3 separate regions of the Homo sapiens genome follow, and regions 1 and 3 are each linked to region 2. A link is an interaction called in ENCODE POLR2A ChIA-PET data of the cell type or tissue named here. Cell type or tissue: Panc1. All regions are shown on one strand. Region 1 overlaps ERRFI1-DT (ERRFI1 divergent transcript). Region 2 overlaps SLC45A1 (solute carrier family 45 member 1). Region 3 has its middle 37 kb from the start of UTS2.

Region 1 (8,000 bases), 250 kb after region 2:
CTCCTGCTCCGGTCTACCTGATGGCCCCCCTGTAACACACCCATACCGTGTTCAGGGCTGGCTCTTGGCTCGTAATGTCTCCTCAGTCTCCTCTGTGTCAAATGAATGACCTGGCCTCCAAAGTCCAGTCCAGGTGGAGCCTCCCTGTGAGGCCTCACCAACAGTCTCCTAGCTTCTTATCCCCTCAATGTGAATGCACGGCTGCCTCCTGCTCAGATGCCAGTTCCTCCACAAAGCATCCCTATTCCTCCCAGCTGGAAGGGACCCCCGCCCCCTGACCTCTGCCACTTTCATGAATGCCCATGACACATATCACAAACTGCCTGATTGTATAGTTATTTCCCTGTTAGATTATAAACTCACTGGTGATAGGAGCCGTGTCTTACTCATCTTTTTATACCTTGCAGCGCCCAACACAGTATATTATCAAAAACTATCTGTTGGATGAATAAACAAAGCACTTAAAGCAACAGACTTTTTGTTTTTTTTTTTTTTTGGAGACAGAGTCTGCTCTGTCACTCAGGCTGGAGTGCAGGGGCGCGATCATAGTTCACTGCAGCCTCCACCTTCCAGGGTCAAGCACTCCTCCTGCCTCAGCCTCCTGAGTAGCTAGGACTAGAGGTGCATGCCACCATGCCCAGTTAACTTTGTTTTCTTCTTGGAAAAAAAAATATATTTTGTAGAGATGGGGTCTTGCCATGTTGCTCAGGCTGGTCTCAAATTCCTGGCCTCAAGCAATTCTCCATGGCCTCTCAAAGTGCTAGGATTACAGGCATGAGCCACCTCTCCTGGCTCGCAATAGACATCTTAACCCCAACTGATAGATGACCTTGAATGCTCTCTCCTTAGTCAATGACACGCTGTCATCCCAGTCTGATCAGCCTGTGTCTTTCAAAAGATCCACCACGGTCCACCTCATTATTCATCCAAAGTTGTGCCACTTTATGTGACACTTCAGTTTTGTTTGACAAATTAGTGTGTAATAAGGATAATAAATGTCACACATTTCAGTACACCTGTGATTACACATGGCAGACGTATCAGAGGTCAACCTCGCTAGCCTCTTGAACAGGCTGCTCAAAAATATAAAGTCTTTGAGTCAGCTGCAGCAGCTGAGTATGAACGGGGTGGAAAGACGGCACGTGCGGTCACACCAGATTCTGGGGCCAGTAAGTGATTTACGTTACACACACTCTCTTTTGTCCTCACCCTTCTAATATGCCCAACCTTTTACAAACAGCATGACGAAATCCCTGTTCACATCCATCAAAATGTCCTGAAATTAAATGTCATCCTCCTCACCACTCATGTCTTTCCAACTTCACGCCACCATCTCCTCCCGGTCGCCCACAGTTTTCCTGTCCATGAACCTTTTTTGGTGCTGAAATGCCATGTGTTTCTTTCAGTAGCGACACTAGTGTTGTCACTACCACAGTTGTCTGTCATGCCTATGTCAAAGACACTCAGAGTACTTTATGGCCCTCGGGTCATTACCATGTTATTAATTGACATAATAATTCCATAATGTAATTAACAAACATACTCTCCACGGAGGAAACTAAAGCTCAGAAAGATTAAGTAACCAGCCCCAGGATATTACAAGGTCAACATCAGGACCAAGACTGGAAATAAGGTCTTTTTTTTTTTTTTTTTTTCTGAGACAGAGTCTTGCTCTGTTGCCCAAGCTAAAGTCCAGTGAGTCAATCTTGGCTCACTACAACCTCCACCTCCTGGGTTCAAGTGATTCTCCTGCCTCAAGCCTCCCGAGTAGCTGTGACCACAGGCATGCGCCACCACCCCTGGCTGATTTTTGTATTTTTAGTAGAGACAGGGTTTCACGATGTTGGCCAGCCTGGTCTTGAACTCCTGGCCTCAAGCGATTTACCTGCCTCACCTCCCAAAGTGCTGGGCTAGCAAGCCTGGCCAAAAATAAGGTCTTCTAATTCAGTGCTAGATTTGGAAGGCCATGCTCTTATCTTTCCCTGTGGCGTGCTCTGAAGGATGCAACAAGAAACCACAAGCAGGGCACCAAAAAAAAAAAAAGCTATCTTCCAAAAATAACAGACATTTAATCCCCAGCTAGTCCATTCTCTGAACAATTGCCATTCATCCTTATTTTTTCTTGCCTGGGGAGAATTGACCTGTCTCTCAACATTGGGAATGGCCTCTGCCTTCTCCAGAGGAACTTGTGTGCTTCAGCCTCCAGTCCATGAGAGTCTCTCAACTGCTCTCTCTGCTTTGGGTGCTAAGACATAAATCAGATTATGTCATGTCTTAGCCCAAAACCCTCCAATGAAGCCAGGCGTGGTGGCTCATGCCTGTAATCCCAGCACTTTGGAAGGCCAAGGCAGGCGGATCTCTTGAGACCAGGCTAGGCAATATGGCCAAACCCCATCTCTGCAAAAAAATACAAAAAGAAAACTAGCCAGGCTAGGTGGTGCACATCTGTAGTAGGTGGGAGGATCACCTGAGCCCAGGAGGTTGAGGCTGCAGTGAGCCGTCATCGTGCCACTGCACTCCAGCCCAGGTGATAGAGTGAGACCTGGTCTCAAACAACAAAAGCCCTCAATGGCTTCCCCTGTCACTCAAAGTAAAAGCCAAAGTCATTATGGTGCAGTTTTCTCTGATGTGGCCCCTGACCCCCTCTCTGTTCCTGTCCCCTCCTGCGCTCCCCCGTGTTCACCACATTCCAGTTGTGCATTTGTGCTCACAGGCACACTTGGCCATGGTGCCTTTGCACGTGCTCTTCCTTTTGCCTGGAATGTTCTCCCCCAGATGTCCACGTTACTCACAGATTATTGAGGTCATTAATCATATGTCACCTTCCCAGTGACACCTTCCTGGATCACCCCATTTACTATTTCTTTTTCCTTTTTTTTTTTTTTTTGAGACAGAGTCTCACTCTGTCACCCAGGCTGGAGTGCAATGGTGCAATCTCAGCTCACTGCAACTTCTGCCTCCTGGATTCAAGTGATTCTCCCGCCTCAACCTCCCGAGTAGCTGGGATTACAGGCATGGGCCACCATACCTGGCTAATTTTTGTATTTTTAGTAGAGATGGGGTTTTGCCGTGATGACCAGGCTGGTCTTGAACTCCTGGACTCAAGTGATCTGCTTGCCTCAGTCTCCCAAAGTGCTGGGATTACAGGCATGGGCCACTGTGCCCGGCCCCCATTTACTATTTTGATCTCCCTGCTGCCTCTACCCCAGCTTGTTCAAGATCCTGTTCTTACCTAATTTTTTCCCCTAGTCCTTGACATTCCCAACGTATTTTACTAATTTGTCTTGTTTGCTATCCCTACCCAGTACAGCAGGCCAGTGATCACAGAGGGATAGAAACACACATCTTTGGGACAGAGGAAGGGAGTACTATACACAATAGTGACTAATGCTATCATAAACTGTGCTCAATTGCTTTTTATACTACTGCTAAGAGCCATTACAAAGTCACTTGTGGTTTGAATTGCTTTAAAATTCAGAATACTATTAATTTCCGGTGAATAATTCCAAGAAACATGGTACTTGGGGAAGAATTAAGATGTTTTCAGAACAGCACAAAAAGCTGCCTGATGTGGATCTGGAGTAAAAGATTATGCTGCTGAAGTCATTTTCCTGTTGAGTAAACCACAGCAGGCAAGTCAGTGGATATTTTGAGATTTACTGTACTCTGATTCATTCAAAATGAGATTCCACATGATAATATGTTTCTTTAAAGTGTTCTGGAAGAAAGTCCTTTCCATTCCAGTTCATTTTTTTTAAAGCATTTATCATTTCCAGGTTTAGAAATTACGGGATTATACCAAAAAGTTTTCTTACGGGTTACTCAATAAGATTAAAAAGAGTGAGAGAATTAAAATGGACAAATGTATTCAGCTAAATTCAGCATTCATCAAATACCTGAGCAAATGATTTCACCACCCTTGGCTTTGTTTTGTGCACATGTAAGAGGTCAAGGAAGCAGTCACCTTATACAGAGGCTGACTGTATGAGCCCCTCTCTCCCCCATGAAGTCAAGGTGCGTCGGGGACAGAACTCAGCTGCCGGGAGACTTGGCCCCAAATTGACCAGAATTGTTCCCTGATACCAAGATTCATTGGTGGAAGAGCTCCCGGGTCCATGTGAGGATCCATTTTGTTCTCGCTCATTCTCTGCTTCTACTTACATTGTTCATAACCCCAAGCCCACAGGACAGCTGCAAAACCCATGGTACAGTTTTACCATCAGAACTACCAGCCTCGAATGTCCCTGCCCTTCTCACAAGATTCAGAGGAAACCCAGGAGATGATGACTAAGATTTTTCACAGAAAAGTCTGTCTCAGATGGCATCCTAATGCACTAAAACACCCACGAAGCAGCCTCTGTCCTCCTCATGCCTGTATTCCCAGACGCCTACCACTGTAACAGGCATATAAGAAATGTTCAAGAAATGGTTACTAAATGAAAGCTTTTGTTAAATTCATTTCTTAACGTTCAGTATCTTAAAGGACATTTTGTCTATCTGCATAGAGAGAGTCTAATAGTGTTTAGCACTGAGCTCTTTTGAAAGAGAAGCACTATCTATGTATCTATCTATCATCTATCTATCTATCTATCTATGTATCTATCTATCTATGTATCTATGTATCTATCTATCATCTATCTATCTGTCTATCTATCTATCTATCTATCTATCTATCTATCTATCTATCTATCGATCTATCTATCTGTCTATCATCTATCTATCGGCAAAAGGCAATATGGGCCAGGTGCAGTGACTCACACCTGTAATCCCAGCACTTTGGGAGGCCAAGGTGGGAGGGTCACTTGAGCCCAGGAGTTTAAGCCCAGCCTGGGCAACATGGTGAAACCCTACCTCTACAAAAACAAACAAACAAAAACAAAAGGCAATATGTTTAAAGCTGAATTATTTTAAATAATTTAAAATATATGTACCATGGTCACTGGAACACCAGAATAATCTGAAGCATCAGGTGAAAAAACGACTAACTGCACATAAATGGAAATGCTTCGCTTTTCAAGCCTGCATTTCAAAAATGGATTAACAATAAACTGTACTATATTCATGCACTGAAACGCCATACAGCAATGCAGGGGATGGACTATTGGTGCACAGCAAAATGAGAATGCGCTGAGGGGCCGGGCGTGATGGCTCACGCCTGTAATCCCAGCACTTTGGGAGGCCGAGGCGGGTGCATCACCTGAGGTCAGGAGTTTGAGACCAGCCTGGCCAACATGGCAAAACCCCGTCTCTACTAAAAATACAAAAACTAGCCAGGTGTGGTGGCACCTGCCTGTAATCTCAGCTACTTGGGAGGCTGAGAAAGGAAAATCGCTTGAACCCGGGAGGCAGAGGTTGCAGTGAGTCGAGATCATGCCACTGCACTCCAACCTAGGGGATAGAGCACGACTCTGCCTCCCAAAAAAAAAAAAAAAAAAAAAAAAAAAAATTATGCTGAGTGAACAGGGCTTTCCACAAATGAGTACAAATTGTATGATTCTATTTATGTGAAGTTCTTGAAGAGGCAAAACTAGTCTGTGGTAGAAAAACATTAGAACACCAGTTATCCTGGGAGCTGGAACAGGGATGATCTGGGAGGGGCAGGGGAGAACTTCATGAAGTTAGGGTGATGTTGTACATCTCTTCTTTTTTTTCCCCTTTTCTTTTTTTTTGAGACAGAATTTTGCTCCTGTCACCCAGGCTGGAGTGCAATGGCACGATTTCAGCTCACTGCAAACTCCACCTCCCAGGTTCAAGTGATTCTCCTGCCTCAGCCTCCCAAGTAGCTGGGATTACAAGTGCATGCTGCCATGCCCAGTTAATTTTTGTATTTTTAGTAGAGACGGGGTTTTGCCATGGTGGCCAGGCTGGTCTCAAACTCCTGACCGCAAGTGATCCACCCGTCTCCGCCTCCCAAACATCTTATTAGGTGTTGTTAGGGGTTTCCATTACAAAAGCATATACATTAGTGAAAATTAATCTGAAGATACACTTAAGAGTTATGCATTTTATTGCATACAAATTTTTCCTCAAAAACATAACCATACACAAATATTTCATTCTAGTTAACAATAGGTGTGTTGAAGTGTTCAGGGACAAAGTGTACTGACCACTGCAACTTACTGTGAAGCACATCCAAAAAAAGATGGAGTCATGTAAAAAAAAGAAAGGAATCCATAAAAATGCTCGTGGATCGTCCTGGCTAACAGGGTGAAACCCCGTCTCCGCTAAAAAAAAGAAATACAAAATAACCCAGCGTGGTGGCGGGCGCCTGTAGTCCTAGCTACTCGGGAGGCTGAGGCAGGAGAATGGCGTGAACCGGGGAGGAGGAGCTTGCAGTGAGCCGAGATCACACCACTGCACTTCAGCCTGGGCGACAGAGCGAGACTCTGTCTCAAAAAAAAAAAAAATGCTCATGGATCAGCTAATTTGTGTAAAAGAAATCTAGAAAGGATAAACTAGAGGCCCAGCATGGTGACTCATGCCTGTAATGCCAGCACTTTGGGAGGCCGAGATGGACAGATCACCTGAGGTCAGGAGTTCAGGACCAGCCTGGACAACATGGCAAAATCCCATCTCTACTAAAAATACAAAAATCAGTCAGGCATTGTGGTGGCAGGCACCTATAATTCCAGCTGCTCAGTAGGCTGAGGCAGGAGAATTGCTTGAACCCAGGAGGTGGAGGTTGCAGTGAGCCAAGATGGAATCACTGCACTCCAGCCTGGGAGACAGAGCAAGACTCTGAAAAAAAAAAAAAAAAAAGGAAGGAAGGAAGAAAGAAAGAAAGGGGATTGGTTACCAGGAAGAATAGAGGAAAGAGGTGGAAAGAATGGGGAAAAGGCAGGAGGGAGGAAAGGAGGGGTGCGACACTTCTCAGAATACACATTTCTGCATAACTCTGACTTTAGAATCCTGGTAATGTTTCACATATCACTTTCCCCCACCAAAAAGTAAATATAAATATTAAAATCAACCGAGTTGTGGAGGAAACTCAACATGAAATACCAACAGTGACAAAGGAACCTAACTGTATTGCAAATGAATACCGTACCTCCACACTGAGGAGGACAGGGAAGAAAGGAACTATCCTGCCTAACTGTGGAAAACAGTATTTTGGATATATTCTATAATGCGGAAGACCAAAAGGACTGTATACAAATATTGTACTCTAGTTAGTAAACTTGTTTCTCACAAAAGTATGGATGAGCAATTCTGAAATGACTTTATATGTACACTGGGATTGAACAAATCAAATAAACTATGGCTAATGAGAGCCACGGTGTTCACTGCTGGAGACAGAAGTTATTAAGAAGGAAAGGAGTAAAATGAAAATGAGCCCTATGGTTTGAACTGGACCCACAGGTATCAGTATAAACTCATGATTTATATGTATACACATGCACTGATAGGTAAATATGGACATAAATATAGATATGTGTACAGATGTGGATAGATGTTAATGAACTTACATACATTTCCTAGCTGTGTAAATACAGACGTGTATAGATGTGGGTAGGTGTTAATAAACTTACACACATTTCCTAGCTCTATCTACTGAGAAGACCTAAAAGCAATGACACCCTCATAGCAATAAACACACCTACTGTCCAGATCTTGGTTTCTAAACATCATTCTCCAATAAAAGTACCCAGAGCTCCCTAGAGAACATAAGGAGTCTGCAACATCTTGTGGTGCCAGAAAATAAGGAAGTAGTCAAAGCACCAAGGGACTCAGGAGGCAATGCAAAGGAGCTGCCCATGATGAAACGCAGACAACTGGAGCAACAAAATAATGACAATACTGGATTACAACCCAAAGAATAAAATAAATATCCATCTGAATATAAATAAATAATTGAATAAATAAATGAGGAAAAAGGGACACCTTCCTTAGTAGAATTTCAGCTAGTAAATGTAGAAAGAATGAGGGACACAGAAACTTGCCATGAGACAACCACAGAAATAAAGGCAAGATCTTCCAGTAGATGCTAAAATTAGCAAGTA
Region 2 (8,000 bases):
CACAGGGAAAGAATCACTGGCTCCAAGCAGGGTGGACTGCACGGAGGAAGTGGCATTTCAGACAGGTCTACATGGATGAATCAGATATTGATGGGCAGAGAAGAGGTGGACTTGGCCTGCAGGAAGATCCTAAACACAGGAACCGATTGTGGCCCACAAAGGTTCTGTGGCTGTAGTACAGGGGGCTGGCAACGTGGCGGGTGGCTGGCTCGGGAAGATGGGCTGGGCTCTGTTTGGTGGAAGGAATTTCTACCTGATTCCTTAGGGTCTGGGGAGCCAGGGTAGGTGTCATGGAAGACTAGAAGAGGGGATGGGCTCAGGCCCGTGTTTACAGCCCCCCAGCTTCAGGGTGGAAGATGGATGTGAGGGTAGACAGGAGGCCAGGAGTCCAGCAGGGGCGCAGAGAGGAGTGGTGGGGCTCCAGGAGGCAGCAGGCAGTGACACTGAGGAAGGCTATGGCCCATGGGGGAGGCCGGGGCTCAGGTGGGAAAATCATAACCAAGGTGGGGAGGCCGTGGTTGGGAGGGAGGCTGTGGCCCAGGTGGGGAGGTAGCCTTTCTGACTGGCCCTAAGTGGTCACAGCAAGATGATAAGACACTGTCATGAACGCCAGACTCCCCAAGGCTGGCAACAGGCCCCAGAACCCCTGTTGTTTGTTGTGGATTTGTGGTCAGGGATGTCTTATATGTCCCCAGAACACAGGGCCCATGCAGTGAGGGAACTGGGGGCTGCACAATCCCAGACCAGGCCCAGCTTGGCGACAACAGGGACCCGGCCGTGACCCCTCATGGCCATTAATCACCATGCGTGGAGGAGCCCTCCCAGGCCTCTGAGAAGGGGCCTTGGTGAGCTTCCAGCGTCAGGTGACGAAGATGGTCAGAGGCCAGATGGCGAGGGACTGCCACACTCACGAGAGCTTTGCCAGATCCACAAAGGGGCACTGGGAGGCAGTGGGCACAGCCCGGGCAGACCCAGGCCCAGCGACGCCTGCACGCAGCAGGCACATGGTGTCCATCTGTGGAATGAACCCTTGGCGGATGGAGGGGGAAGAATGACCCGAACCTCGCCCTCCAGCCCCTAGTCCCTGCCTGTGGAGTCAAAAGGCAGGATGGGCGCTGGCCAGCCACATCAGCTCCAAACTCTTTGAGATTTCAACTTTTGGGGCATTTTACAATCTGAGCATCTTGGTGCCTATGCTCCCTCGAGCCTGTCAAGCAAGTGCTCACTTCAGAGATCACTCCCTGGCTTCATCAGGACACTGCTCAAACGGCACCTCACTACTGAGGCCACCCAGACACGCTGCTGTCGCCCTGTCCTCCTTCCCTGCGCTTGCGCTGCACGGAACCTCAGTGAGCCATGTGTCTCCCTTCCTCTCACATCAGTTCCAGCAGGGCAGAGTGGACACTTACAGCTGGATTCCCAGGCCAACCACTGTCTGCCACACCCAGGCACTCGCTGGATATCTGGAGGGTGGATGAGTGGATAAGAGGATGGGTGGAAGGATGGATGGATGGAGAAATGGATATTTGGATGGGTAGATGGGTGGACATGTGGATGGATGGATATATGGATGAGTGGATATTCGGATAGGTGGATATTTGGATGAGTAGATGGATGGTTATGTGGATGGGTAGATGGGTGGATGTGTGGATGGATGGTTTTGTGGATGAGTGGATATTCAGATGGGTAAATATTTGGATGAGTGGATGGATGGTTATGTGGATGGACGGATGGGTGGATATGTGGATGGATGGATATATGGAGAAGTGGATATTTGGATGTGGATGGATGGATGGATGGATGGATGGATGGATGGATGGATGGATATATGGAGAAGTGGATATTTAGATGGGTGGATGGGTGGATATGTGGATGGATGGATATATAGATGAGTAGATATTCAGATGGGTGGATATTTGGATGAGTGGACGGATGGTTATGTGGACGGATGAATGGGTGGGTATGTAGATGGATGGATATATAGATGAGTGGATATTTGGATGGGAGGATATTTGGATGAGTGGATGGATGGTTATGTGGATGGGTGGATATGCGGATGGGTAGATGAATGAATGGATGAGAGAATAAATGGATGAATGGACAAGTGAATGAATATGAGGCCTTCTGATCCAAAAGACCTGTATACTGTGACTCTACCCTGGGATGCAATGTACAGAATGTATGGTCCAGTTAGACCAGGCTCACTCTACCTCAGCACAATTGACAGCTGGGTCTTGCTAGCTCCTTGCTGTTGGGGCGGTCCTGTGTGCCGTGGGAGGTTTACAGCATCCCCGAGTTGTGACAACCAAAGCTATCTCCAGACTTTGCCAGATGTCTTCCTGGGGGTGGGGGTGGGGTGGCAAAATTGCCCCTGGTTGAGAACCATTGAATTACACCTTTACTTTCAAAAAAAGATTCTTACAAACCTCCCCTGCCCGAGTCCTCAGGAGGGTAACTCAATCCCATGGGGACCTCTCAGCCACCAGAGAGCAATGCCTAGAAACCATAGGCTTTGCCGCTGTCATTTATTATTTTATCACATATTTACATTCCAGTAGGCAGCCAGTCCCCCTGTCCAACAAGGCCCTTTGGTCCTCACTGGTCGGCCTGCTCCAGACCCCCAGGTGCAGGCGCGTGTCCGGAGTCGAGGCTCCGCGATGTCAGACGTTCAGCAGGAGGGGCCGGTGCTCCTCGTCTGCAGCGTCGCTGGGAGGAATTTCATAAATGACAAACAGGGAGGAGTACAGGCAGCCCAGGAAGGACACGAGGCTGGAGAAGTACATCACCCCGTTGGCACTGCCCACGGCCGAGGTCAGGGGCCCCAGGACCAGGGAGACCAGAATCTGAGCCAGGAAGTACTGGCAGCTCAGCAGAGAGATGTCCACGCCCATGCCCCGCCGGGTGCCGTCCGCACTGGACCCTGCAAACTGACCCAGAGGAAGAAACGTGTCAGCGAGACACGCCGCGGCCAGCACGGGGTGACCGAGCTCGGTGTGTCCTGCGAGCCCAGGAGGCCCGAGCGGCCCACACACAGCGGCCTCACATTTTTCAGCGCCAACATGCACAGGGAGTTCAGCCAAGAGTTTAACAATATTTGTGTTCGGAGAGATGACGACAATGAAAAGAATCCATGACTAATGGGGCAGAGGGCTGAGCTCCCACGGGCCGAGGTGGCGGGAGACACTTTCCCCGCTCAGCACTTGAGCTCTTCCCCATCCTCTCACCCAAAGAAAACCAATCTGCCCAGCCAGGCGACCGCTCCACTCCTGCCATCCCCTCCTTCACCTTCATCCAGGATGGGACCTGCCCTACACCCCCAAAGTCCTCTGCACATGACAGCCGCTGGTCCTCTGTCCGAGGCTCCAAGGTCCTCGTGGCCTCCAGCTTGGGCACGTCACTCACTCTCCCTCCCCTGCATGCCATGCTGGGGGACAGTGGCTGAGAGTGTGGTCTGTGCAGAGTGACGGTGGGGAGCGGTGGCATGGCTTTCCCTCACTGGGCTCCCCCAGCACCAGCCGGCCTGCAAGGTGCTGCGTGAGTGGGCATTGCTGTGACCTGGGAGCCTGGGCCTCCCCTGCGGCTTCCCCCCATCAGAAGGGCTGTGCTCAGGGCCAGCCCAGCTGAACTTGTCAGACTCCAAACTCCCTAAAACAAATCAGGCCCAGGCCTGGGGGAGGCAACTGAGGCATGAGATTAAAAGGGAGAGAGAGAAACTCAGTAATCCAGGTCACATTTCTTTTCTTTCTTTCTTTTCTCTTTTCTTTTTTTTTTTTTTGAGACAGGGTCTTGCTCTGTTGCCCAGGCTGGAGTGCAGTGGCACAATCTCAGCCCACTGCAGCCTCAGCCTCCTGGGCTCAAGTGATCCTCCCACCTCAGCCTCCCGAGTAGCTGGAACTACCGGTGCATGCCACCACACCTGGCTAATTTTTAATTTTATTTTTTTAGAGATGGGGTCTGACTATGTTGCCCAGACTGTCCAGGTAATATTTCAATGCAGCATTTTAAGATTTCAAAGTCACTGCAAAGGAAAATTATGGTGGGAACATTATGTGACCATAAAAGGGAAGGAGGCGCTGACCCAGGAAACAGCACAGATGGAGCTCGAAGCCCACAGCTGCACTGCAGATGCCAGACACGAGAGGCCGCAGACTGCCTGACTCCATCACAGGAGACGTCCCAAATAGGCAAGTCCATGGGGACAGGAAGAAGGTTAGCGGTCACCTAGGCCTGGGAGAGTGGGAGGGTCAGAGGGGTGATGGCTGACGGGTTTCTTCCTGGGGTGACAAAACTGTTCTGAAATTGATGGTGGTGATGGTTGTACAACTCTGCGTGTGCTGAAACCGCCGAACGGTGCACATCACACACTGTTAGATGGTGCATATTTCAATACAGCCGGTAAAAGTCTATGCTGAGCAAAATATCAACAAAAATTTAAGGCACTTTATTTATGTATGTATGTATTTATTTGAGACGGAGTCTCACTCTGTCGCCCAGGCTGGAGTGCAGTGGCACGATCTCAGCTCACTGCAAGCTCCGCCTCCCGGGTTCACGCCATTCTTCTGCCTCAGCCTCCAGAGTAGCTGGGACTACAGGCGCCCGCCACCACGCCCGGCTAATTTTTTGTATTTTTAGTAGAGAAGGGGCTTCACTGTGTTAGCCAGGATGGTCTCGATCTCCTGACCTCGTGATCCACCCTCCTTGGCCTCCCAAAGTGCTGGGATTACAGGCGTGAGCCACCGCACCCGGCCTATTTATTTATTTACATAGCCACTGTCACCCAGGCTGGAGTGCAGTGGTGCAATCTTGGCTCAGTGCAACCTCCGCCTCCCAGGTTCAAGCCATTCTCCTGCTTCAGCCTCCCAAGTAGCTGGAATTATGGGCACGGGCCACCATGCCTGGCTAATTTTTGTATTTTAGTAGACATGGTTTCGTCATGTTGGCCAGGCTGATCTTGAACTCTTGACCTCAAGTGATCCATCTGCCTCGGCCTCCCAAAGTGCTGGGATTACGGGCGTGAGCTACTGCGTTTGGCCTTTTAAATGCCATTTTTCCTTTTGCCTCAGACTCCAATATGAGGTGGCTCAGCACTGTTACTGATCCTTTTTTTTTTTTTTTCAAAGTATTACTATCTTTTTTTTTGAGACGGAGTCTCGCTCTGTCGCCCAGGCTGGAGTGCAGTGGTGCGATCTTGGCTCACTGCAAGCTCCGCCTCCCAGATTCACGCCATTCTCCTGCCTCAGCCTCCCGTGTAGCTGGGACTATAGGCGTCCGCCACCACGCCTGGCTAATTTTTGTATTTTTAGTAGAGATGGGGTTTCACCATGTTGGCCAGGCTGGTCTTGAACTCCTGACCTCAGGTAATCCGCCCGCCTCAGCCTCCCAAAGTGCTGAGATTACAGGCGTGAGCCACCGCACCCGGCTGTGAAGTGAAATTTCTATTCATTGTCCCTCTTACTCTTTTTTTTTTTTTTTTTGAAACGGAGTCTTGCTCTGTCGCCCAGGCTGGAGTGCGGTGGCACCATCTCGCCATCTCGGCTCACTGCAACCTCCGCCTCCCAGATTCAAGCGATTCTCCTGCCTCAGCCTCCCGAGTAGCTGGGACTAGAGGCACGCGCCACCATGCCCAGCTAATCTTTTGTATTTTTAGTAGAGATGGGGTTTCACTGTGTTAGCCAGGATGGTCTCAATCTCCTGACCTCGTGATCCACCCACCTCAGCCTCCTAAGTACCTGGGACTACAGGTGTGAGCCACCACGCCCGGACCCCTCTCTTACTCTTAATTTATGCCTGATTATTTTTCTTTATGCTAAATCCATAATCCGTAACGAGATTTCAGCTGTCCTTTTCTAAAGGACGGGTACCATATCCTTTTAATCTGCTTGATAAGGTACTCAGGCCTGTCCAAATAATGAAATGGTTTCGTTGTTATTAAGCCATGCCCAGTATTTGGGCAAAACCAACATCTAATAAATTACACTGTCACCTAATACCCACGGTTGATGGGAAGCCATGAGGAACAAGGGGAGGTGATAAAACCGGCAGGTGGATCAAGGAATAAAAGCCAAGAGAAATCTGAGACCAGAGGGCAAGAAACGTCTAGTCAGGATTCAAGGACAGAACTGAAGTTCCCACAGAAAAAGGATCAGGAGCTGAGCTGGCTATCAGAACCCCTAGTACATGGTGAACTGATCCTCTCTTTATTTAAAATTTTGGGCTGGGTGCGGTGGCTCACGCCTGTAATCCCAGCACTTTGGGAGGCTGAGGCGGGCGGATCATGAGGTCAAGAGATTGAGACCAGCCTGACCAACATGGTGAAACCCCGTCTCTACTAAAAATACAAAAAATTAGCTGGGCATGGTGGTGCGTGCCTGTAGTCCCAGTTACTCGGGAGGCTGAGGCAGGAGGACCACTTGAACCCGGGAGGCGGAGGTTGCAGTGAGCCGAGATCGCACCACTACACTCCAGCACAGGCATCAGAGCAAGACTCCATCTCAAAAAAAAAAAAAAAGAAAGAAAGAAAGATGTTTTTGTTCTCCATGGATTTTTGGCAAGAATTCTGATTTTTAAAAATACTGCATTAACATGTTATCGATCTGGATTGCTGAGTTTTCCGAGCTTCACTGCCTCCCCATAAGCCCCACCCTGAATGGCTGGGACAGGCATCAACAGGAGACCCGGTGGCCTGACAATGGAGTAGGAAGGGGCAGCCTCCCATTCCCCACATCCCTGGGAAGGACAGAGCCTGACCCAGAGCCTGGGTGGGCTGGAGGCTTCTGCTAATGAAGCAATGAGGGGATTACAGGCAGGGGGCACGCCCCAGACTCAGAAGGGCCCCCCTTGGTTTCATGCTCTGTGGTCGCTGTCTTGACATTTTGCACCGGGCTCTGCAGATTGTGCAGCTGGTCCTGGGGGACAGTTCTCAGGTGGGGTTTCTCCAAGAAGCAGACCCGAAGCAAGACAAGGGAGAGCACTTACCTTCTTACTCTGATAGTAATCGCAGAGCAGCGAGTAAGGCAAGGTGCACAGGGTGGAAAATAAAATCCCGTAGGTTATGCAGAGCGACAGGACCACGTAGAGGTTCCTGGAGAGGGTGGCAAGCCCGGTCCCCAGGCCGAAGGCGAGATAGGCGATGAAGTAGAGGGTGCGGACGCTGAGGAACTCCTCCAGCTTCTCCAGGATAGCTGCGGGCCACAGAGAGGGTGAGCAGTGCCACACGGCCAGAGCCTCCGGGGATTCAGCTTCCAGTGCCACCTCCCGGCGGCTGACCTGAAGCTAGCAGTGGTGGGACCCGGCTTGGCAGGTCACTTGCCCCAGACCAGAAAGTACTTCCTGGGGAACCCAGGGGAGCTGAGAGACCACCCCAGTAATTCTGGTGGGTGCCCAGGACAGGGCTGTCTGGATAGATGGCAGGACCAGGGTGTCCTGTTCACACTGGCCCGGGCCAGGTCCCCCAGGGCTTCTGCAGGTGGAGGGGTCTTGGGGCTGTGACACCAAAGGGGCTCAGGGACTGAGGGTCTCGAGTTAAACCTCTGTGTTCTTGTGTAATTGTGGGTACAACAGCAGCCCATCCCGTAGCCAGCCACCATCTTTACACCCCCAAGATGATGTGACAGCATGGATGTCAGCGACGGGGCTCCCTAGAATCAGATAAAATGGGGCCAGTTCCCCACGCCCCAAGGCCACATGGCTATGGGGGAACCCAACACCCGAGGTGCCACCCCATGGACTCACAAGTGAGATCTGACAAATTTCTTCTTGCCGCAGCCCCTCAGTGACCCTCTACTTTGGGGCTTGAACCCACAAAGATGGGGGCAACTAAAATAAAGCAGTTGGCAGATTATGGATCGAAGGCGAAGTCCAGCCTGCAGCCTAGTTTTGTAAATTTAAAAAAAAAATTAATTTAAAAAACCAAAAAAAGATGAATATTTTGTGACACGTGAAAATCACATGAAACTCGTATTTCAGCGAACACAGTGCGGTTTGATTGGCGCTTGGCACGC
Region 3 (8,000 bases), 450 kb after region 2:
AAAATACAAAAACTAGCTGGATGTAGTGGTGGGGGCCTGCTACTTGGGAGGATGAGGTAGGAGCATCACTTGAGCCTGGGAGGTTGAGGCTGCAGTGAGCTATGATCGTGCCACTGCACTCCCGCCTGGGAGACAGAGCAAGAGCCCATCTTAAAAAAAAGAAAAAAGAAATAAAAAAAGAGAGAGATAAAGAAAGAAAAAGAAGAAGAAAAAAAAAAAAGAAATCAGAGAAGTGGTGCAAACCCAGAGAGAACAGTGGATGGGGTAGAGTTCAAACATCTCCATTTACTTTGGCAAGACGCAGAGTGACTAAGCAACAGTTAAGGGGGCCAAGCACCCCCACCACTGGGCAGAGAGAGCTTGGCACGGCAGCCAGACCCGAATTCTCTCTCTAGCTATGCCTCTGACTCACTCTACGGTTTTTAGACAAAGAAGAATCTATCATTTCCCAATTGTGGCATTAAAGTGAATGATGGTGTGGGTTTTTTCCTTCTGTTCAAGGTGAGGGAGAGAAGGACGGTCATATTTTAGTGGGTTGTAAGTGAATATTAAAAAGTGCGACGAAATATATGGGTGAGTGTATGGAGACAGTCTTGAGGGCAATACCGTGTTAGGTGCACCCACTTCCAGCCCTGCGACTGTGCCCTCCAGGAGCAGCGTAAAACCAGGCACAGAGGTGACCAGGCCAGTCAATATTCAGCTCATGGTCTTAGAGTCCTCACAAGATGTTTGTCGTCCACATGGCAACGCTGTTGGGGGTCTGTGACGTGTCATCACCTATTTTTGCAAAATTGGTATTTCTGGAAGCATTTAAATCCCCAGGTTTGGTTTGTTTTATTTATTTATTTATTTATTTATTTAGAGACAGGGTCTGGCTCTGTCGTCCAGGCTGGAGTGCAGTGGCACAACCTCAGTTCACTGCAACGTGGGATCAAGTCATCCTCCCACCTCAGCCTCCCGAGCAGCCGGGGCTCCAAGCAGGTGCCACCGCACTGGCTAATTTTTGCATTTTTAGTAGAGATGGGGTTTCACCACATTGTCCAGGCTGACCTCAAACTCCTGGCTCAAGTGATCTACCTCTCAAAGTGCTGGTATTACAGGCGTGAGCCACTGCGCCCGGCCTAAATCCCCTTAATATTTTGTTCCTACTATGAGCCAGTCTCTGTGTTCAAGGATTGCAAAATCTTGACAAACTGTCCAAAAGAGAGAAAAAGTAAATAAGCATAGTATAGACATTTAATAACATTCATTATCACTTTATTCAGCCCACAAAAACTTACTAAGCTCCTTGTGCTACGAGCTAGGAGCATGAAGATAAAGAAAGCATAGCCTCTTCTCTGAGATTTCACAAGTATTAATACTAAACCAAACAACGCAGGCAGAATAACAACCTCTAAAGATGTCCGTGTCCTATGCCCCAAAAACTGTGAATATTTTACCTTTCATGGCAAAAAGGACTTTTCAGATGTGATTAAGTTAAGGACGTTGAGATGGGAGAGTTCCCTGGATTATCTGGGTGGGCCTGGTGTAATCACAAGGGTCCCTTTAAGTGAAAGACAAAGGTGGGGCCGGGCGAGGTGGCTCACAGCTGTAATCCCAGCACTTTGGGAGACCGAGGCCGCTGAATTGCTTGAGTTCAGGAGTTTGAGACCGGTCTGGGCAACATGGCAATATCCCGCCTCCCCGCCTCTACTAAAAATACAAAACTTAGCCAGGCGTGGTGGCAGGGTGCCCGTAATCCCAGCTACTCAGGAGGCTGAGGCAGGAGAATCACCTGAACCTTGGAGGTGGAGGTTCCAGTGAGCTGAGATTGCGCCACTGCACTCTCCAGCCTGGATGACAGAGTGACACTCCGTCTCAAAAAAAAAAAAAAAAAAAAAAAACATGCATGAGGAAGAACAAGTGTCAGAGTCAGAGAGAGACTTGAAGATGCTGTATCGCAAGCTTTGCAGATGGAGGCAGGGCCAAGAGCCCACGAATGCAGGCGGCCCCTAGAAACTGGAAAAGGCAAGAACACTGATGCTCCCCTGGAGCCTCCAAAGGGAAGGAAGCCCAGGTGACCGCTCGATCTTAGCTCAGTGAGGCCCATTTCAGACTCCTGACCTCCAGGATGGTAAGAGAATAAGATCGTGTTGTTTGAAGCCACCAGGTCTGTAGTATAGTAACTTACTACAGCAGCAACAGGAAATTCATGCACCGACCCTGACCATGCAGTGACAAGCGTTCTGCAGCGCTGCTGTCAGGCACAACGGAGCTACAGCTACTGCAGGGCAAGGTAGGGGTCCAGGGAGGCCGCTGGCCGGTCCTCCCAGCCCTGAATCTTGAGGGATGGGTGGAACTTCACCAGGCAGAGGGCTGGCACGTGTGTATACACGTGTGAAACTGTCGCCACCATCAAGACCACAGGCAGAGCCATCCCCCAGGACCTCATGCCCTTTTACCTCCTTGAATCCCCCATCTCCAAACAACCACTCACCTGTCTGCTGTCACTATAGATGAGCTTGAATGTTCTAGAGTTTACATAAATGAAACAATAGAGTATGTGCTCCTTTTTTGATCTGGTTTCTTTCTTTATAACATTTATAATAATTATTTTTAATTGACAAAAATTGTACATGTTTATGGTACACAGCATGATGTGTTAGAATATCTATACATTGTGGAATGGCTGAAGCAAACTAATGAACATACTCATTGCCTCATATACTTACCAATTTTTGTGATGAGAATACTCAAAATCTACTCTTGGCAATTTTCTTTCTTTCTTTCTTTCTTTCTTTCTTTCTTTCTTTCTTTCTTTCTTTCTTTCTTTCTTTTCTTTCTTTCTTAGATCGAGTCTGGCTTTGTCACCCAGGCTGGAGTTCAGAGGTGCAACCTCAGCTCATTGTAGCCTCAGCCTCCCCGGTTCAAGGGATTCTCCTGCCTCAGCCTCCCAAGTAGCTGGGATTACAAGCGCCCACCACCACGCCTGGCTAATTTTTGTATTTTTAGTAGAGACCGGGTTTCACCATGTTGGCCAGGCTGGTCTGGAACTCCTGACCTCAGGTGATCCGGCCCTCCCAGCAATTTTCAAGTATATAATGCATCGTTAATGATAGTCACCATGTTGTAAAACAGACTTGAACTTGTTCCTCCTCTCTAACCGATACTTTGTATCCTTTGCTCAGCATCACCTGGTAACCACCATTCTACTCTCTGCTTCTATGAGTTCTTTTTCTGGTTTCTTTCACTCATCATAATGATCTGGAGATTCATCCATGCATGTATCGATAGCTCATTCCTTTTCAGGGCTGAATAATATTCCACTGCATGGCTGTACCACCATTTGTTTGCCCATTCACTTGTTAGCAGGCATTTGGGTTGTTTCCAGTTTTGTGGGGGGGGGTGGAGGGTATCACAAATAAAGCTGGGATGAACACATGTATGTGAGTCTTTGTGGGGAAGTGTTTTCTTTTCTCTCAGGTAAATACCCAGGAACAGAGTGGTTAGGTTTTTTTTTTTTTTTTTTGAGACAGTCTTAGTCACTCAGATTGCAGTGCTGTGATCCTTCCACCTCAGCCTCTCGAGTAGCTGGGACCACAGGTGCATGCCACCATGCCTGGTTCATTTTTTTTTTTTTTTTTTGTGGAGATGGGGTCTCACTCTGTTGTCCAGGCTGATCTCCAACTCCAGATCTCAAGTGATCCTCCTGCCTTGGCCTCTTAATATCCTTTACTCTTAATAGGTTGTGAGCATCTTTCTATGTCAATGTTTAATTTACCTCATCATTTTAATGCTGCTATTAACATCTTCGTAAATGCATCTGTAAACCTTCTGATTATCTCCCTAGGATGTGTTCCTTGAACTGGAATTGCCAGATCAAAGATGATCTACATTTAAAGATTTTTGAGTCACATTCCTATTATAGGGCTTCCTAAATTTTCACCATGAAGACAGAAGAGCCACCTGGGCTGGTATTTGCTTCCCTCTGTCCATGGCCCTTAGGGAGAGGGTAGGCACTTCTGAGGTCACTTGCAAGGACGGAGAAAAACCTGACTCTTAGCCCACGGCAGTTAAGTCAAGAGAAAGGCTTAGAATGTGAAGAAGCTGAGGAGACTTTTTAGGGCACTTAAGAAAATAATTCTTGTGGTTGATTTTGTTTTTATTATTTTCATTCCACTCTTAATGGAGGGAGGAGGGGCTCTATTTTTAAAGAGAGCTTAAAAGAGGAATTTTTTTTTTTTTTTTTAGATGGAGGCTCGCTCTGTTGCCCAGGCTGGAGTGCAATGGCACAATCTTTTTTTTTTGAGATGGAGTCTCGCTCTGTCGTCTACGCTGGAGTGCAGCGGCGCGATCTCCACTCACTGCAAGATCCGCCTCCCGGGTTCAAGCCATTCTCCTTCCTCAGCCTCCCGAGTAGCTGGGATCACAGGCACCCGCCACCAAGTCCAGCTAATTTTTTGTATTTTTTAATAGAGACGGGGTTTCACTGTGTTAGCCAGGGAGGTCTCGATCTCCTGACCTCGTGATCCTCCCGCCTTGGCCTCCCAAAGTGCTGTGATTACAGGCGTGAGCCACTGCGCCCGGCCAAATGGCACAATGTTGGCTCACTGCAACCTCCATCTCCCAGGTTCAAGTGATTCTCCTGTCTCAGCCTCCTGAGTAGCTGGGACTACAGGTGCCCACTACTCCCGGCTAATTTTTGTATTTTTAGCTAATTTTTGTATTTTTAGTAGAGATTGGGTTTTGCCATGTTGGCCAGGCTGGTCTCAAACTCCTGACCTCAAGTGATCCATCTGCCTTGGCCTCCCAAAGTGCTGGGATTACAGGCATGAGCCACTGCACCTGGCCGGATCTTTCTCATATTGAGTTGAATTCTACTTTCTTTTCTTTTCTCATCTTTTCTTTTCTTTTTTTTTTTTTTTTTTTTTGGTGATAAGATCTTGCTCTGTTGCCCACACTAGAGTTCAGTGGTGCAATCTCGGCTCACTGCAGCCTCAACATTCCAGGCTCAGGCAATCCTTTCACTTCAGCTTCCTGAGTAGCGGGGACCACAGGCTCACGCCACCATGCCTGGCTAGTTTTTGTAAATTTTTTTTTTTTTTTTTTTTTTGTAGAAATGAGGTCTTCCTATGTTGCCCAGGCTGGTTTCAAACTCCTGGGCTCAAGCCATCTGTCCACCTCGGCCTCCCAAAGTGCTGGGATTGCAGGCATGAGCCACCACACCTGGCCAAATTCTACTTTGTTACACTTTTTCATTTGTCCTCTCTGGGCCTTTTTTTTTTTTTCATCAAAAAGTCCACTGCCATTATTGTCACAGCTAATATATGTTGAGCGTTTCCCTTTATGAGCACCCTAACCCCACACCAGCCCTCGAGGAGTTATGCGCATACTCTTATTATCCACAATCTGCTGGTGAAGAAATCAAGAAGCAGAGGGAAGTAACTTGGCTAAGAGCCCATAGTTGGTTGGAGGCAGGGCAGGATTCTCAGCCAGAAAGTCTGTCCAGAGCCCCATGGATCTACTCACATCCACAAGACAACTCTCAAAATGTTCACAGTCAGCCCCTGTGTTCCTCCAACCATCCCACAGCTAATTGTTCTTGGTTGACTCAAGTATTCCTTAATCTAAGTGATGGTTTCCATCTGGACACAACTGGGTTTGTCAGAAGTTCTGATGAAATCTCACACTTGTCGTGTGGTCTGACGAAGTAGGAGCACAGAATTTTAACCTCCTTCGTCTTAGACATTGTGTCTTTGATGAGATGGCCAGAGGATTTTCAGCAGCCAGGGCTTCAAGTTGGCTCCTGCAGACAATGGAAACCTTGGAGTAGAGACAGCACTGAAAAGGGAGAAGGAATGAAAAGAAAGGTACAGACATTTTCCGGAAAAAGTTATACTACTGACCTTATTAGTGAATGAGCGTTGGCAGTGACTCACAGATGACGCATCAGAGGTTGAACCTGGACTCTGGGGGAACAGGGGTCCTGATGGGGTGGGGTGGGAGTGGGGACATGCAGGCAGAGCCAGTCTGAGGGATGGGGAGGAGGAAGGAAGAAAATGCTCAGTGCTGTTTTGGAATTGTTGCATTTCAGCAGAAAGTGCCATTTATGTGAAAATGAATGTGTGGCTGGAAACACAGCTTAGGTGGAAAAGAGGATTAGAGAGACAGATGTGGAAGCCATAAACTGAGAGGTAAAAGTTAAAGATAAACTTAAGTGTGGCCCAACAACGAAATGAATCAATCCGAGATTTGGGTTGTTTTGGTTCACTTGATGGAGAGAAGCAAGTGTTCAACGTGAAGCTGTTGAATGTGCTCAGTTCCTAGTCTGGTCCTCTAAAATCTTAGACCACTTAGGCAAGAGCCAGGCCAAGACCCGTAACATCTTTCACAAATGCACTTTGGTCTTTGGAAAGAGCTCCTTGTGCTGCTGTGGTCACTTTTGCCTTTGAGCCCATCTGAAATTCAATCCTATTAAACATCAGTCTAAGTGGCTTCGTTTTAAAAACTGTTCACTGATGAATATCCCAAGTTCACTTATAATCTGCTTTAAATTCCAGATACATTTATCGCTGCATTAAAAAAAGATTTAATCTTTTTTTTTTTTTTTTCCTTTTAGAGACAGGGTCTTGCTCTGTTGCCCAGGCTGGAGTGGTGGGTCACCGCAACCTCCGCCTCCTCTTGGACTCAAGCAATCCTCCCACCTCAGCCTCCCGAGTAGCTGGGACTACATTCATGTGCTACCATGTCCAGCTATTTTTTTTTTTTTTTTTTTTTTTTTGTAGAGACTGGGTCTCATGTTGTCCAGGCTGGTCTCAAACTCCTGGGCTCAAGTAAACCATCTGCCTCAGCCTCCGAAAGGCTAGGATTATAGGCGTGAGCCACAAAGATTGAATCTCAGTGTTATGTGTGATTACATTCATTATTGGGAAAAAGAATTTCATCCTTTTGCTTCCTACTTTCCTACTTTTAGTCTCTACATTGCCCTCCAGATTGTAAACATGTGCCCAAGTCCAGTGGCAATGGAGGGGCTCCTCTGGCTGCTCACACCCTGCTGTGGAGGGAGACACACTGCAGGGTGTTGCCTGCAAGGAGGGCCACTTGTAGGGCTCCCACAATGGAAAAAGCCGCTCCAACCCTAATGCCATCATGGAACCTCTCAAATAACAGTACAAAACAGCCTGGCAATTTTCATGATACTGTCATGGTCCATGTCCCCCACATGCCACTTGGTAGTAAAGAACAGGGAAAATACAGAGAGAAAGAAAAAACAGCCTGGCCACAGGAAGGGCCAGATTGAGCCTTTTTTTTTTTTTTTTTTTTTTTTTTTTTTGAGACGGAGTCTTGCCCTGTCGCCCAGGCTGGAGTGCAGTGACGTGATCTTGGCTCACTGCAACCTCTGCCTCTCAGGTTCAAGCAATTCTCCTGCCTCAGCCTCCCGAGTAGCAGGGACCTGCCACCATGCCCAGCTAATCTTTGTATTTTTAGTAGAGATGGGTTTCACCATGTTGGTCAGGCTGGTCTCGAACTGCTAACCTCGTGATACCCCTGCCTTGGCCTCCCAAAGTGCTGGCATTACAGGCGTGAGCCACCATGCCTGGCCGAGCTTTTTTTCCCCCTCTGATTATTTTCTGACCAAAAACAAGCAGTCGGAGAGTTGCTGTGTAATGTAATGGCGGTGCCAATTAGAAAACTGAAGCAGAAAGTGAGAGAAAGACTGAAAGGCAAGGAAAATTATGTTCTGGGATAATGCCAAGGTCTTGATGACTTAATTCATTCTTTGGCAACTGCTAATGGCTCCTTTGTGAGCCATCGGTTTCACTTCCACCTGGCAGAACCCGCTCCCGTAAGCTCATCTGTGAGCTGCCTTTTAATGAAAAATGTACCACGGAGACTGATTGGTCTACATCGTTCAGAAAGCAAGTACTACTCATTCAAAATAATGTGTTACAGTTACAGATGTGGGTTACTTAAAATTAACACTAGCTTGAACAATATATTAAGCATTCCTGTCCGAGTTG

Evidence for each region. ChIA-PET counts read pairs that join two places held together with the same protein. Peaks named below come from ENCODE experiments on the same cell type or tissue, not always from the same donor. Only the 100,000 strongest peaks of a DNase experiment are listed, where the experiment ranks them.
Region 1: POLR2A ChIA-PET joins it to region 2 with 16 read pairs; 5 of 35 experiments call an interaction of 5 or more read pairs at or near these places.
Region 3: POLR2A ChIA-PET joins it to region 2 with 17 read pairs; 2 of 35 experiments call an interaction of 5 or more read pairs at or near these places.

What each region holds. Positions count from the first base shown.
Region 1 is chr1:8,085,956-8,093,955 of GRCh38, reverse strand. The region is part of intron 2 of ERRFI1-DT (ERRFI1 divergent transcript); the gene reads right to left. Among named protein-coding and RNA genes, the nearest start is that of ERRFI1-DT, 63 kb to the right of the region's middle. In Panc1, no CTCF peak of the experiment used is centred here; a DNase peak (open chromatin) is centred at 3,637; H3K27ac peaks cover 8,000 bases.
Region 2 is chr1:8,338,674-8,346,673 of GRCh38, reverse strand. It overlaps SLC45A1 (solute carrier family 45 member 1), which reads right to left. Exons shown (of 9, transcript NM_001080397.3): 8 at 6,976-7,181; 9 at 2,509-2,927. The coding sequence ends at 2,661. Among named protein-coding and RNA genes, the nearest start is that of SLC45A1, 25 kb to the right of the region's middle. RefSeq lists an enhancer at 3,058-3,798. In Panc1, no CTCF peak of the experiment used is centred here; a DNase peak (open chromatin) is centred at 3,103; H3K4me3 peaks cover 774 bases; H3K27ac peaks cover 3,481 bases.
Region 3 is chr1:7,886,353-7,894,352 of GRCh38, reverse strand. It overlaps a transcript of UTS2 not described here. Among named protein-coding and RNA genes, the nearest start is that of UTS2, 37 kb to the right of the region's middle. In Panc1, no CTCF peak of the experiment used is centred here; no DNase peak of the experiment used is centred here.